Regions from separate parts of the Mus musculus genome. Here region 1 is linked to region 2. The links are chromatin contacts, found by Hi-C or POLR2A ChIA-PET in ENCODE. All regions are on one chromosome and are shown on one strand. The core of a region is the stretch at or near the end of the contact, and the rest is flanking DNA. Distances in the headings are between cores, read along the strand shown.

What was found. Hi-C counts contacts between places; a loop is a spot of excess contacts on that map. ChIA-PET counts read pairs that join two places held with the same protein, here RNA polymerase II (POLR2A).
Region 1: POLR2A ChIA-PET joins it to region 2 with 10 read pairs in Patski. The contact joins the promoter of Nme7 here to the promoter of Atp1b1 in region 2. A Hi-C loop is called at or near these places in 2 of 37 maps with a recorded cell type or tissue (both left cerebral cortex). POLR2A ChIA-PET finds 5 or more read pairs at or near these places in 3 of 5 experiments (Patski and embryonic stem cell).

The regions. Positions count from the first base shown.
Region 1 is chr1:164,305,597-164,312,231 of GRCm38, forward strand. Nme7 (NME/NM23 family member 7) reads left to right here and starts at 2,076. Exons shown (of 14, transcript NM_138314.4): 1 at 2,076-2,158; 2 at 2,464-2,654. It overlaps Blzf1 (basic leucine zipper nuclear factor 1), which reads right to left and starts at 1,888. Exons shown (of 7, transcript NM_001160209.1): 1 at 1,551-1,888; 2 at 843-920. The coding sequence starts at 882.
Region 2 is chr1:164,455,995-164,462,527 of GRCm38, forward strand. Atp1b1 (ATPase, Na+/K+ transporting, beta 1 polypeptide) reads right to left here and starts at 2,361. Exons shown (of 6, transcript NM_009721.6): 1 at 1,767-2,361. The coding sequence starts at 1,863. Gm32391 (predicted gene, 32391) reads left to right here and starts at 2,529. Exons shown (of 4, transcript NR_168343.1): 1 at 2,529-3,746; 2 at 6,382-6,533.

The DNA.
Region 1 (6,635 bases), core at 826-3,325, 150 kb before region 2:
TCGTTGCTACTTCAGAACTATAATTATGCTACTGTTTTGTATATATGTAATGCAAATATCTGATACGTGGGGGTCATGGCCCACATATTGAGAACCTCTGTTCTCTAGGCTCTGGATAAACAGTTGCTTGATCAAATGCGTGTGCACACTTATGCATGAAGCACAGCTTCTGGTGTTTCACAGTATACACTGGTTTCCTAACAGTGCTAAGAAATGCCTGTATAACCAATCCAACCCAGCATTTCCAAATTCATTTGTTCATAGAATCATTTCCACCTGATCCTTATTATTTAAATGCCCCAGACCTTACTATCTGTTTGCTAAATTAACTGTCATCACTGTATTTTTAATGTACAAGTCTACAATTTTAATATTTAGTTAAATTGTTTATTTTAGGTTTGCGATGAGCCCTATAGGTAATGGTCCACCCCTCCTATGATGGCAGTGCTATTCACATGCTTGAGAGAAAGTTCTGTTGTTATACTGACAATCACATTGCTCTCCCGAGACAGTTAAAGGATGCAGACAAGTGACATCAAATATAGGTATAGTTTTCATTGATCCATGTAGCACAAACATCTGTTTTCACTAACAATAGTTACAGTGTAGTAAAAATAAAACGAACAGTTGTATTACCTGCCTTACTAGATAATCAAGGGGGAGCTCTCTGAGTTCAAGGCCAATGAGTTCTAGGGCAGCCAAGGCAACCCAGAGAAACCCTGTCTCAAATAACGCCCTCCTACTCCAAAATAAACCCAAAACACAACCCTCCCCCCCAAACCAAAAAAGCAACCAATCAAACAAAAAACCAAATCAATTATTATCAAAACAAAAACACTTACCTTTGTTTTCCGAACTTTTAAGGGTAGTCATTTTTTCCATAACTAATGAGAATACAATCCAAGACTTTCACCGAAGACCTAGAGATGTATACATACGAAAGAATTAAAGCAATAACAATATATTCAGAGAATGCATCTACTTTAAAAGTTATTTTTTAATTGTTTCTGTCTTTAGTACCCACGTTCTTCATTATTTCCTTTTGACGGGCTGTAATGTATACCTGTTAAATAATGAAAACCCAGGCATAGGTTTAAGTGGTCTCTGGAGTCTAGACTGTAGAATAGGTGACCACACGTCCTAAAAGCTGACTGTTCCTAGATGTATACGATTCAGTACCCGGTCTAACTTCCTGAACATCACAAATCCTTGCCCTGGGAATGCATCCTGAAACTCTATCCAATGGCAAACAGAGACTTTAAAGTCAGAAACTTCGCTGGGACCATGCGATGCCGATGAGCAAGTGTCCTTGTCTAAGAAACACCGGGTGAAGGTGTGGGGAGGCATGGGTGCCGAGTTTAAAAGGAGAGGAGGTGGAAAAATTAAGCCTGTCAGCCTCATTCCCCAGGAGTATGAGCCCAAGTTTGTCCCTGTCAGGAGGAGCCTCTTCCCAGAACAACCTTTAAATCCCAAACCAATGGCTGCCGAACTCCAGCCCAGACCATCCTCTTCCCACCGCGTCCGGCACACGGGCCGGCTCCAGGACTTACCTGTGATATCCTTACTTCAATGTCCACCGCTCAGGCTCTTCACTCGCTCAGCAGCCGGCTGACTTGTAAACTCCCCTGGCACTCGGAAGCCAACCCGCCCAAGCCTCCCTGACACGCAGCGCCTCGCTCACTCTAATCACTTCCTATTACACAGGGTTTCATTTCCGGAATGCTCTTCTGAAGGACAAGGACCAACTGACACTTCGTGCTGTGTGTAAAATGAAGAGAGACAGGGTCTACTATGTATCGGCTCGGAAAGCGAAAACTGGAAGATATCTACTTAAAAAAAAAGTACCAATAGATAATGCAAGCGGTATGGACGCTTAAACTTCCGGGTCACTACCAGCCAGACGGAAGTGAACGCGTTGGAACGGAGAAGGTGGCGTCGCGTTGCCCCAGGCGATGAGGCAAAGGGTGGATCTTTGAGTGAATGGGCGGGGCCTAATTACTCCCAGCCAATGGAGACGAAGCAGCTTCGAGGCGGCGTCTTCGAAGCAGTGGCTGGAGGAAGGCGGGGCTTGCGTTGCCAGAGTAACCGGATCATTGGTGGTGGTGTAGTCTTCCTGTGTACAGGAATCTATTTCCTGTGCTGAGATCTACAAACTATGGTAAGTGTTATAGGGAGGCCCTATGAAAGGCTCCGAGACCCTGGTTACGGAACATCCAAGTCTTTGGGCGATTGGGCACCCCGCCTTTCATCACCTCTTACCTCGCTAGGAGCAGTTCCTTCTGCCTCTGCGCACCCCTTTTCTTGCAGCACCCTAATTTCCATTTTAGCGCCACTAAGACCTCAAGCTAGAGCAATGTAACAGAAAGTAAATGGGGGTGATATGGAATCTAAGAAAACCCGATGAGAATTATTTCGAATAAACCGTTTATAAGCTTGCATTGTTTATCTTTTTCGTTTTTCAAGCTTGCAGACCCTTATCGACGTGGTGCTGTCTCAACACTAACTTGGATCTGAATCTCCCTGAGTGCTGGAGTCAGTTCTCCCAAGCGGTGGAGTTCTACCTTGCATCTCCTACCAGGACCGCTTAGTAATAGCTGTCTGCTGGCTCAGCGTCTAGTTCATTTCATACTTTCCAGATCACTGTGTTTTAGCAGGTATGTTTTTCAGGATTACTTGGAGAGTTCTAGCATTCACCAACACCACCATAAATTATGACTGAATAGGAATGGGGCTTGATACTTTGCGTTTTAATAAGCCTTTAGATGGTTTTAATGTACCCATTGCTCTAGTGCACAGAGTTCTAGTTAACTCATCTTTAGTCATCTCTGCACTTGTGCGTGGTGGACGGGACAGAGCAAAATGTTGCCTTCAGGTGGGTGTAGCTGTGACTTAGCAAGAGGCATCTGCACAATGAGGCTTTCTCATTGACTGACGTTCAGCAGTCCTTTTTGTTAACCAATCTGGTCCTTTGGTACCAAAGAGACCTTTTCAAACCTTTACTTCACAGACCCAATCTCTTTCCTCCCTCTTTTCTCCTTTCTAGGCACTTGACAGAATCTAAGAGGCAATGTATTCAGTATTGGATTCCAAATAATCAATGATTTTACCTATTCTGTAGCCTCGTATTTCTACTTTAACGAAGGAAGTGTGGAAGTGACCGTTCATCTGTTTTGCTCTTGATTTCTCTTGCTCCCATCTATTGTAACCATTTGTGGCATGAAGTTAGTTAGCATTTGATCTGGTGTGTGTGTGTGTGTGTGTGTGTGGTGTATGCTGATTTTGTTTTGTTTTGTTTTGTTTTTCGAGACAGGATTTCTCTGTATAGCCCTGGCTGTCCTGGAACTCACTTTGTAGACCAGGCTGGCCTCGAACTCAGAAATCCGCCTGCCTCTGCCTCCCAAGTGCTGGGATCAAAGGCGTGCGCCACCTCGCCCAGCTAAGCTGATTATTATATAAGTACTTTTCTTACTGTGACTCATGATTCATCAAAATCAAAACTTGGTCCTTGAGCATGAAGAGTGGAATTCTCCGGGCATGCAGGCTTACCTTAGAGACAGTCCTCTTACTGTTTGGTAGAAAAACTGGGGCTGGGGGTGGGGTGGGGTGGGGTGGGGGAGGCCTAAAAACAGTTAATTAAAAATCTCAGGGTTCCCCCTCCCCTCCATTTGCTGTCAGTCCTTTCTGAGAAGCAGCAAAATGTTTTGAAAGGAGGGGAAGCTAGATGTCCTTCCCTCCGTGTGCAGTCTGGGCACAGGCAGACAGATGTATGTGGCAAAGGCCGATAGGGTGATAGTGTCTGTGGAGGATGGAGGTTGTTCACTGACATAAGTATATAACCAGCATTGGGGGTGGCTCCGTTGGTGAAGCACTTGTCTTGCAAGCGTGAGGACCTATATTCAGTCCCCCAAATGCACTCAAAACAAAAGCTAGACATGGTGGCATGTGCCTGTAATCCCAGCACTGGAGAGATGGAGACAGGTGGATCACTGGTTGGCCAGCCTATCCTATTTAGTACATTCCAGGCCTGTCTCAAAAACCAAACAAGTAGTAACAAAGGGACCCGTATCATACAAGGAGAGAACTAACTCCCCTAAGTTGTCCTATGACTTCTATATATGTACTCTGATACACGCATTCATGATACATAAATGTAAAATTAATGAGGAATGACACCCAAGGATATCCTCTATCTTCTACATGCATATGCATACACGTTTTTGTGTGCCCCAACACACGTGTATATACACACAATGAGTTCCAGGCAAGCCAGAGTTGTGTAGTGAGACCCTGTCTACACACCTACACACACACACACACACACACACACACACACACACACACATGGGAGAGAGAGAGAGAGAGAGAGAGAGAGAGAGGGGGGGGGGGGAGAGAGAGAGAGAGAGAGAGAGAGAGAGAGAGAGAGAGAGAGAGAGAATAAATAGTTTGACATGCAGTCAAGGTCATCACAAGATGTGGTTTTCAAACTGAGATTTTAGTAATAGAAAAGATCTCAGGTGGCTCTGGATTCCTCGAGGCAAGGTGAGTGCAGAGGTGTATTAGAGGCTCTGGAGGAACAGAGGACTGGAGAAGGTGGGCACAGACCCAAGATACTGGAGTATATGGCGCTTGGCAAGAATTTTAGATTTTATTTTTTGATGTATTAGCATATGTGTATGTGTGTCTCATATGTTTTATCTATTTCATCATTTAAATTGTTTCCTCTTGATTCTACCTTGAAACTTCAGCCATATTAATTTGATCTAGCAGTACCAATTTTTTTCTTCTGATCTGTAACCCTTACTATTGAAATTTCTTAGAAAATATTCTCTCTCTTTGGAGACCAGAGATTCCTAATTTCTCTCTTCATAATTGCTGTTTTGTAATTTGGTTGTTCTTTATATACACACACATACACAAATATATGTAGATATCATGTAAATGTAATTGTACTCTGAATATATCGTTTTAGAATTTATGTCTTGGGGTGGGGGCTGGTGAGATGGCCCAGAGGTTAAGAGCACTGACTGCTCTTCTGAAGGTCCTGAGTTCAATTCCCAGCAACTACATGGTGGCTCACAACCATGTGTAATGGGATCTGATGCCTTCTGCTGTGTCTGAAGACAGCGATACCAGTGTACTCAAATACATAAAATAAATAAATAATTCTTTAGAAAAATTTATGTTTTCCCTCACTTAGCAGGAACCTTGTATTTTTTTTTCCTGGCTGAGTTTTAAGAATTACAGTTTACCTTTTCATTTTCTCTGGTGGAGTCAATCCGTGTTTTAATCTGTTCCATTATCGCTCTATATAATAAGTACATCTCATACACATCCATTGTTTCTTTAGAATAAATTAGAAAGGTGATAACTAAGTGTAGGGTCACGTGCATTTTTAAGATTTTCATCTGCTGCCAAGTTAACCCCAGAAAAGTTTTACCAATGTATACTCTGCCAGCAGAATACAAACCAGGCTTGCTGCTTTCCTAACTCTCAGAACTGCTGTTTCTGCCCAGTACATACATACATACATACATACATACATACATACATACATACATAAATACATCTAAAAGTAGATTTCATCTTTTCCTAAGAAGGCCTCTTGCTCTTAGGATATTGAGAAAGATCACAGATTCCTGCATGCTACATAAATGAAAGTAATTGCTAATATTTCCCTCTAATATTTGCCTGTTATTGTTTTTTTATTTCTCTCATGAAGTGTTGGAATTTGAAGTATACTGTCTGTATAAGGTGAGGATGCTGGACGCTGGCTTCAGACCTCCTTACTCCCACAGACGACCCGCCCTCTCTTTTCTAGCTGTATGGAAGAGGTTGCTTGTTGCTGTGGCAGGCCCTCCTGCAGAGCCACAACTGCGGAGTTTCCCACTCCTTCTTACAGTCCTGGTCTCAGCACTGACCAAGGAGGCAGACACTGGGGGATCTTTGGGGCCCTCGTCTTCTCGTTCATGAAATCAGAAAGCTGCTATTTATCCTGATTACCTTAGGGCACTTCATAAACTATCCAATGTACTATCCAAATGGAGTATGTTGTTTTCATATTAACAAGATTACTTCCTAATGAGAAGGAAATAGTTGGGGTAAATGGGAAGGGACGAAAATCTAAAACAAGCTTCAGACGTAGCTATTTGAAGCTGCGACGATTCTTGACCACTTTTACTATTGAGAAATTTACTTTAGTATATTAATTTTGCCTCAAGCTCTCTTACAGATTCATTTTCCTGGTGGAAGCAGTTATAGGCCAGAGAAAAGAGAGGAGAGGGTTAGAACTAGGGGGACTTGGTCTTGAGTTGAGTTTTCAGAACCTACAGGGTCCGGTGGATGGCCACACACCCACTGGTGAATGTACCACATACTGGACTTGGCTACTAAAGGGGAAGTGACCCGAGGTTGAGAGGGGCTGGGAGCTGGGGGTCGATCTGGGAGGAGCTAGAGGGGGAATGGAGAATGGAGATGATCAATATACATTGTATGAAATTGTAGAATTAATTGAAATATATTTTAAAAGAACACTTTTGGTTTGGGGGGATAGGGCAGCTAAACATGCCTGATTTTATCAGGCCTTACATCTGATATCTATGGGTTCTTCTCCGTTTAAATGGATTAATTGTGATTAT
Region 2 (6,533 bases), core at 1,111-3,610:
TAAGTCCGTGGGTATCACTACCTTGCTGGATGTGACCCTCAAGACCACACAGGCTCATTCTCTCTCCCTGTCTGATACAGAAGGGCTGTCCCATTAAATGTCGCTTTAAAGAACAAGCTGTTCCATACTGCCTTCCTTACCCTCTAAAGCAAATATTATTCAAAGAAGGAGTGTGAGATTGGAATGAGGAAAAGAAAGATGTTTTAAGAAGTGGAAAAACACTAGAGGGCAAATTTCACAAGGTCCCTGGCGTCAGTGCCACCCCCTTGGTCCTGTGATGCTGCTGCAGGGGCCAGACCACCAGGGAAAGCAGCCCTAGCCAACGTGGGAGGAGGGGCCAATTCCGCAGTGCACCTCCTAGGCCTCCTAGCTGAGTTACAAAGAGTTGCTAGGAAATAGCCCAGGCTGGTCATCCTTTACAAACCTCACATCTCTTCAGGTCTCTCCTTCCACGTTACAGAAACACGGGTATGCTACGGGCATACTCCCATGGAAGGACAGTCTCCACAAATAAAATGGAATATAAGGCGAAATAAAAAGCCATCCATTTAAGACTCCATTTTCCCATGGCTCAGGGATGCCTATGCTCCCTGGTAATACCGTGGAATGAATGAGGCGTCACCTTCATAACCTTGAAGAATGATGCATTATTAACCCTTTATTTTTGAGAGGCTCCCTAACTGCATTTTTTTTTTCTTTAGGAGGAAAAAAAATCATACATCCCAGCTTCTTCCTTTTCAAAATGTCAGCCAAGCGCTCTTTTCCCTGACTCATTCTCCAGTCTATTTCCATAGACCCTCCCCACACAGGAACGCAGCATCGCATCGTTAGTTTTCAGGGTTCCCTTAGTTCCTGCAATGCTGCTGCTATAGGGGTGGGAGGGGGAAGGAGGCGAGAGAGAAGGTAGAGGAGCTGGTGGTGATGGTGATACTGGAGAAGGAGGGGGGCAGTGATGCAGCAGAGGGGAGTTCCCTCCCTCCCTTCCGCAGTCACGACTCATGGATTTGTCTACAACTATGCCCTTCAAAATGACCTTAAAAAAAAAAACCTAGTACCTTTCCAGTGTAAGGAGGTAAAAAACAAACACGGTATGTAATTTTCAATGGGGTATGAGGGGGAGTCCAGCCAAGGAAGCAACAGGCTGCATGAAATGCTCTAATATAACCTGTTTCTTCGTTTGTATCATGAAGAGCTTAAAAACACCATGTCTAGCCAAGGCTTAAAAAACGAGCCATGAATGGAGCTCACTGGGCCATTTCTGGGCTGTGATGACTGCAATGTGTGAGGACTGCAGTGTGGATGCATTTCTTCTCCCCGTTCCTATCCATTCTAGATACATTTCTAGACTGGAAGAATGATGCTATCTATCGCAGCATCGTCTGCATTAGAACAGGTACGCTCGTGAGTTCTGCTCACGGCCCCAAATCTCGTTTTTCTAAGGTCTTGGGAGATGGAAAGGGAGGGTACATACATAGGCTCCTGGAACCTGACCGAATTTCCCAGGAGGAAAGGCTTAGGAAACGAAGATCCCTACCATACCCAAAACCCTAGCTCCAGCTCCCCACCCGAGGCGCATCCTGGGGACCCCCCACATTTGTCACTGGATGCCAAGCCCAGGGCCGCACGCTCCTAGCAGCTCCTACCACCCACTCCCTAACACCCTGGTCAGCCCCGCGGGCGCCGAACTGTCCGCAGTGCTCGCGTACAGACGCGCCTCCTAAGAAAAGCCAAGGCGCCGACGGCAGAGCCGCGGAGCGCGTACTTACACCAACTACCACCGGTCCTGCCCAAAAACTCCTTCTTCTCCGAGTTCCAGATGAATTTCTTCCAGCTGCCTTCCTCCTTGGCTTTTCCGCGGGCCATGGTGTCTGCTCAGCAGTGGCGGCCGAGGCCGAGGGAGGGCGAGTGCGGCGCGCGCCCTGGGCGTCCTCGCGGCGGCTGCTCGGTGTCCCCGCGGCCCGGCTCTGTCTCCGAAAGCGAGACGCGCCGCTGCCGCTGCGGCTCTCCGAGTGCGAGGCGCGCCGCGGAGCAGCCTAGGCAGAGCGGGAGGAGGGGGAGGTGCGGCGGGGGCGGAGGGAGGAGGGACGAGGGAGGAGGGCGCGCGCGGGCTGGGCGGCTCCGAGCCCCGCACCTAGAGGTGGGCGCGCGGCCGCTCTCGGGCTTTCCCCGCACTCCGATCGCCTTCCGGGGGGCTCAGCGAACCCCGCAGCTGCTGCTTCAAGCTGTAGCTGCACCACTCTGCTTGCTGTGACCTCTGGCGAGATGGACCAGGGACAAGGAGGGAAAGTCACCGGGAAGGGCGAGCGGAGTGGAGCGCGGGCTCGGCACACGGGCGCGCAGGCCAGGAGCCGAGAAATTGGCTGAGGGCGCACGCCCTACCTTTACTATATACCGCGCCTCCACCATCCGTAGCTCCGCCTACCGGCGGCACGGCAAGCCAATCGCCAGCGCCGAGAAGGCGGGGCCTGAGCCCCCGAAGGGGCGGGCGCGGGGCCCCGCACAAAGGAGCCGGCAAAGCTAAAGGGGCTGGCACCGCAGCAGGGGTGCGGAGAGGGACTGGGGGCGGGTGAGTACTGCTCCCGCAGCTCTGCTGGCCCTCTCTCTGCCCCGAGCTGTGCCTGGACAATCCTCCTCGTCCTCCCGGCCCCCGCTCGCCAATGCTGTGGCCTGCACCTGCATCGCTCTCTGGGAACCTCGGAGACCTCAACTCCTTCGTACTGGTCTTACCCCTTCGTACTGGTCGGGGTTTACTGCAGGTCCACCTCCCCTAGGCCATGGCCAGGTGGGGGAAGGTCACTCCAGGACGCTAGTGACTCTGCCCAGCTCTGCTCCGCCTCTCTGCTTATGCACCTGCCGCCCCCTCGCACTCTCTGCCACTGCGGTTGCAGTTCCGGCCCGTCCCTCTTCTGCAGGCCAGCCCAGCGGGCAGCCTCGGTTCCTGACTCCTGGTCTGTGCTTGTGGGCGGCCTGAACCACCTCAATCCGGACAATTGCCAAACCCACCCTGGGCTGTAGCTGGGAACCGGTTGTGGCTCCTGCCAGTCTAGACCCCGGGGAACAATTTATGCACGTGACCCAGCCACCTAAGACTCTCCTGGCCCAGGTCTGTGGCTGGTATTCCCATTGGCTTACTGTTCTGTCTCACTGGGGGCACCCCTACCCTATACTGTAGAATTCTTGGAATGACAGAGCACTTGGGAAGACCCAGCTCACATGTCAAGATGTCGCAGAGCACTGTGTTGGACATGACCATTCTTTCCATCCTTGTTGGCTGAAAATCCGCCCTTATTTTCATCCACCGAGCCCCTGAACAGCTTTCCACACAGCTCTTATGGTGATGACACAGCAGAAAACATGGCGAGGCTTCTGCAGTGGCTGCAGAAAAGCCTGTCCCTGGAGCGACCTGGCCGGTCGCGCAAAGAGCTAGCTTCTTATCAAAGACCTTCCCAACACAGAGATGGGTTCCCAAGACACCCTGCCATTTTCAAGGTCAATCTTGCAGGCCCAAGGACAAAACCGAAGGGATGCAAAAATGAGCTTTTTCTCATTAATCCCACTTGCAAGACTGAAGAAAACCTTAAAATACCCAAAATTCAGGGGAGACATAGCAACTGAGTCTCATGGAGTCCACAGGGGCTGCCGACCCACTGTGTCAAGGACAACTGTGAGAGCAGCTTGTTGAGAAAGAAGTCACTCTGCTTTGCCCCTGCAGCGTTTATTTTGGAAAAAACCCAAGTTTGTGGTTGGTAAGCTATTAGAAGAGACTGTACCTGTAGATTTGATGCCACTGTCTCTAGGCAGAACTTACATTGTGGAGGGGATTCCGCAGACCAGACCACTGGGAGGTGTGTGTGTGTGTGTGTGTGTGTGTGTGTGTGTGTGTGTGTGTACCTCATATATATATGAGGGAGGAAACCCCGTGGGCAGAATCAGGAAAAAAAAAACCATAAGGAATAAGTAGGGTGTAAGTAGCTTCAAAAGGGATGAGACTTGGCTGGAGTTTGATGGTTTCTGCCTATAATCCCAGACTGGAGATAGGCAGGAGGATTACACATCTGAGGAAGAAAGAAAAGTGAGTAAGAGGACTCTTAAGACTGATGCGGTGACCATTCCTCATAGCCAGTGTACCTCAAACCCCCAGAACAGTTTGCAAACAGTTCATCGTGGCAGGTTTTAAATCAGAACTTTCTTTACTATTGAGAAAGAAAGAAAGAAAGAAAGAAAGAAAGAAAGAAAGAAAGAAAGAAAGAAAGAAAGAAAGAGAGAAAGAAAGAAAGAAGAGGAAAAGAAAAAGGAAAGGAAAGAAAAGAAAAGAAAAGAAAAGAAAAGAAAAGTGCTGCCCCTTAGCTGTCGACTTGTATGATAAATGCCAGTTATACTGGGAGTGGGGAGTGGGAGACAAGCTTGCTTGACTTTCTTGCCCTTGCCCGGTCTTCCTTGGGTAGATTTCTCCCCTTCTCAGGTGAGTTCCTCAGCTCTGCGCAGGTCAGGCATGCAGGGCCATCGCAGCATCCCCCTTTAGGTTCCTTAGAATCATCCCTGTTCCCACCAGAGCTAGTGTTGCCATGGGAGAACATGATCTCAGCCCACTTATGTGGGACCCATTTCTGTCTCTGGCTCACCTCAAGCTCCACCTGCCCAGCCAGTCTCCACCATCTGGAGCTGTCTTATGCATTTCACCATCTTCCCATCTAGAGCAGCCCTGGGAAAACCGAGACAGAGAGGTATTCACATTCCCCGCTTCCAGGTCTGCCAGCTTCTCCACTTTGGTCAAGGCGCTTGTTCACCAGGGCTGTTCCCAGGGCTGTAAAATTAGAGTGATACATTGTAGCCAGGATTAAAAGAAGGATGTGGGAAAGTGTTAAGCACAGTGCCTGGTGCATAGCAAAAGCTATTAAGTAGCTAGCTTAACTATGATTCCTTCCACGTGACCTTGCCTAACCTTGAGGCTATTGGTATGACTTTATGACTGACCATCTTAACTGTGATACTTAACTAGGACTCTGAGTTCACCTGGAAGGTCACCCTGACTAATTCCCCACCCTCAATGCCACCTTTTCCCTCTCTTCCCAACGTGCTTCCTGCTCTATGACCTCGGCTAACTCAAGTAATGAATAACTCAAGCACATAATGTCCCTTTGGAGTGTACTGGGCTGGGCTTTTGTTCCAGGGCCCCTTCTGTGAAGGGTGCTGTACCAGCAGGTTGAAATCGAAATGTGTGTGGTTCTCGAGAGGGAGGGGTGCCTCCAGCAGGTGCAGCACACAGCTGGGTGTGGACCAACCAAGAGCGCTGTTCCCGCAGTACCTGTGCAAGTTCACTGGAGAAAGAGTGTATTCAGCTCAGTATAAGGGCTCAAGGAGAGAACAACTGTCAGACATCTTTCTGTGCTGGCTAGGGAAAAGAGATGGTTCTGGTATCCTATGATTGGTTCTGCCCAAGGTTAATATTCTGTGTGGGTGGACAGAGGTGAAGCATTAAACAGACTTGACAGCCGAGAACTGACTGGGGCGGGGCGTTATCCAAGTGAGGATAACAGATTCCAACTCCCGAAAACAGCCAGTTGCATTTGTAGTTGATAGAGCATTTACCTGGGGGGCAGAGACAGGGTCCAGCAGGTAAAAGCAGGATGAGATAGATATTCCTGACTGCAGCAAGATGGCCATCCAGAAACGGGGTTGAGAAGACGAGACTGAACACATCACCTATAAGATTCTTCTGCCCCTAGCCAGGGAGACTAAAATGGAGGTGCCCACAAAGGGAAGAGTGCGACTTGGCAGCCTGCTTGAGAGAACCAGAGCCGAAAACAGAACTCCCTGGAGCAGTCAGCTCTCTAAAGCCCTCTGGCAAACAGAATGCACTCAGGCTCTGCAGAGGCTGCGGAAGGCTGAGCTGCCAACCCCACGTTCACACACTCACACACGTGCTCACACACAGCGGGGTTCTTTTCGGCCAGCCCCGGAGTATTTTAAGTACAGAGTGGAGGGGCTGAGGGGATGAGTGCCGAGGTGACTCATCCTGGCAGCAGAAGCTGTGTGCACTGCAGAAGAAAATGGCTCAGTGGCAGGCCGTGGGGGAAAGCAGCTGGGGTGTACAGTTCTGCAGTTGGAGGGCTTGGGAAAAGGCTGTGGACCGGTCAACGTGGCTGGACTGTAAGTGGACAAGAGGCAGGGTTGAATACCCTCACCATCTATCAAGAAGGACTCCTGATTAGTCCACAGGGTGTCACTCTGCTTTATAATGGTTGCCTCATGGTTACTAGAGAAACTACTCTCTGAGAGGGATCCGGTTTCAGACACCTTGAATGGGCAAATGGAGACTAATAGGCACTGTCCTCCACTGCTTCCATTTGTGGTCTTTTCGACACGTTTCTATATCCCTAGGTCTGGAATGGAGTCTATGACCTATGTGAGGAGAGTATGAAAATAACAAATAGAGACCCTGTAGCCTAAGGATCAAGATTCTAGTTATCCTCATAGTCCAGAGGGTCGGACAAGAGGACCAGAAGTTCAAAGTCATCTTCTGCTGCATAAAT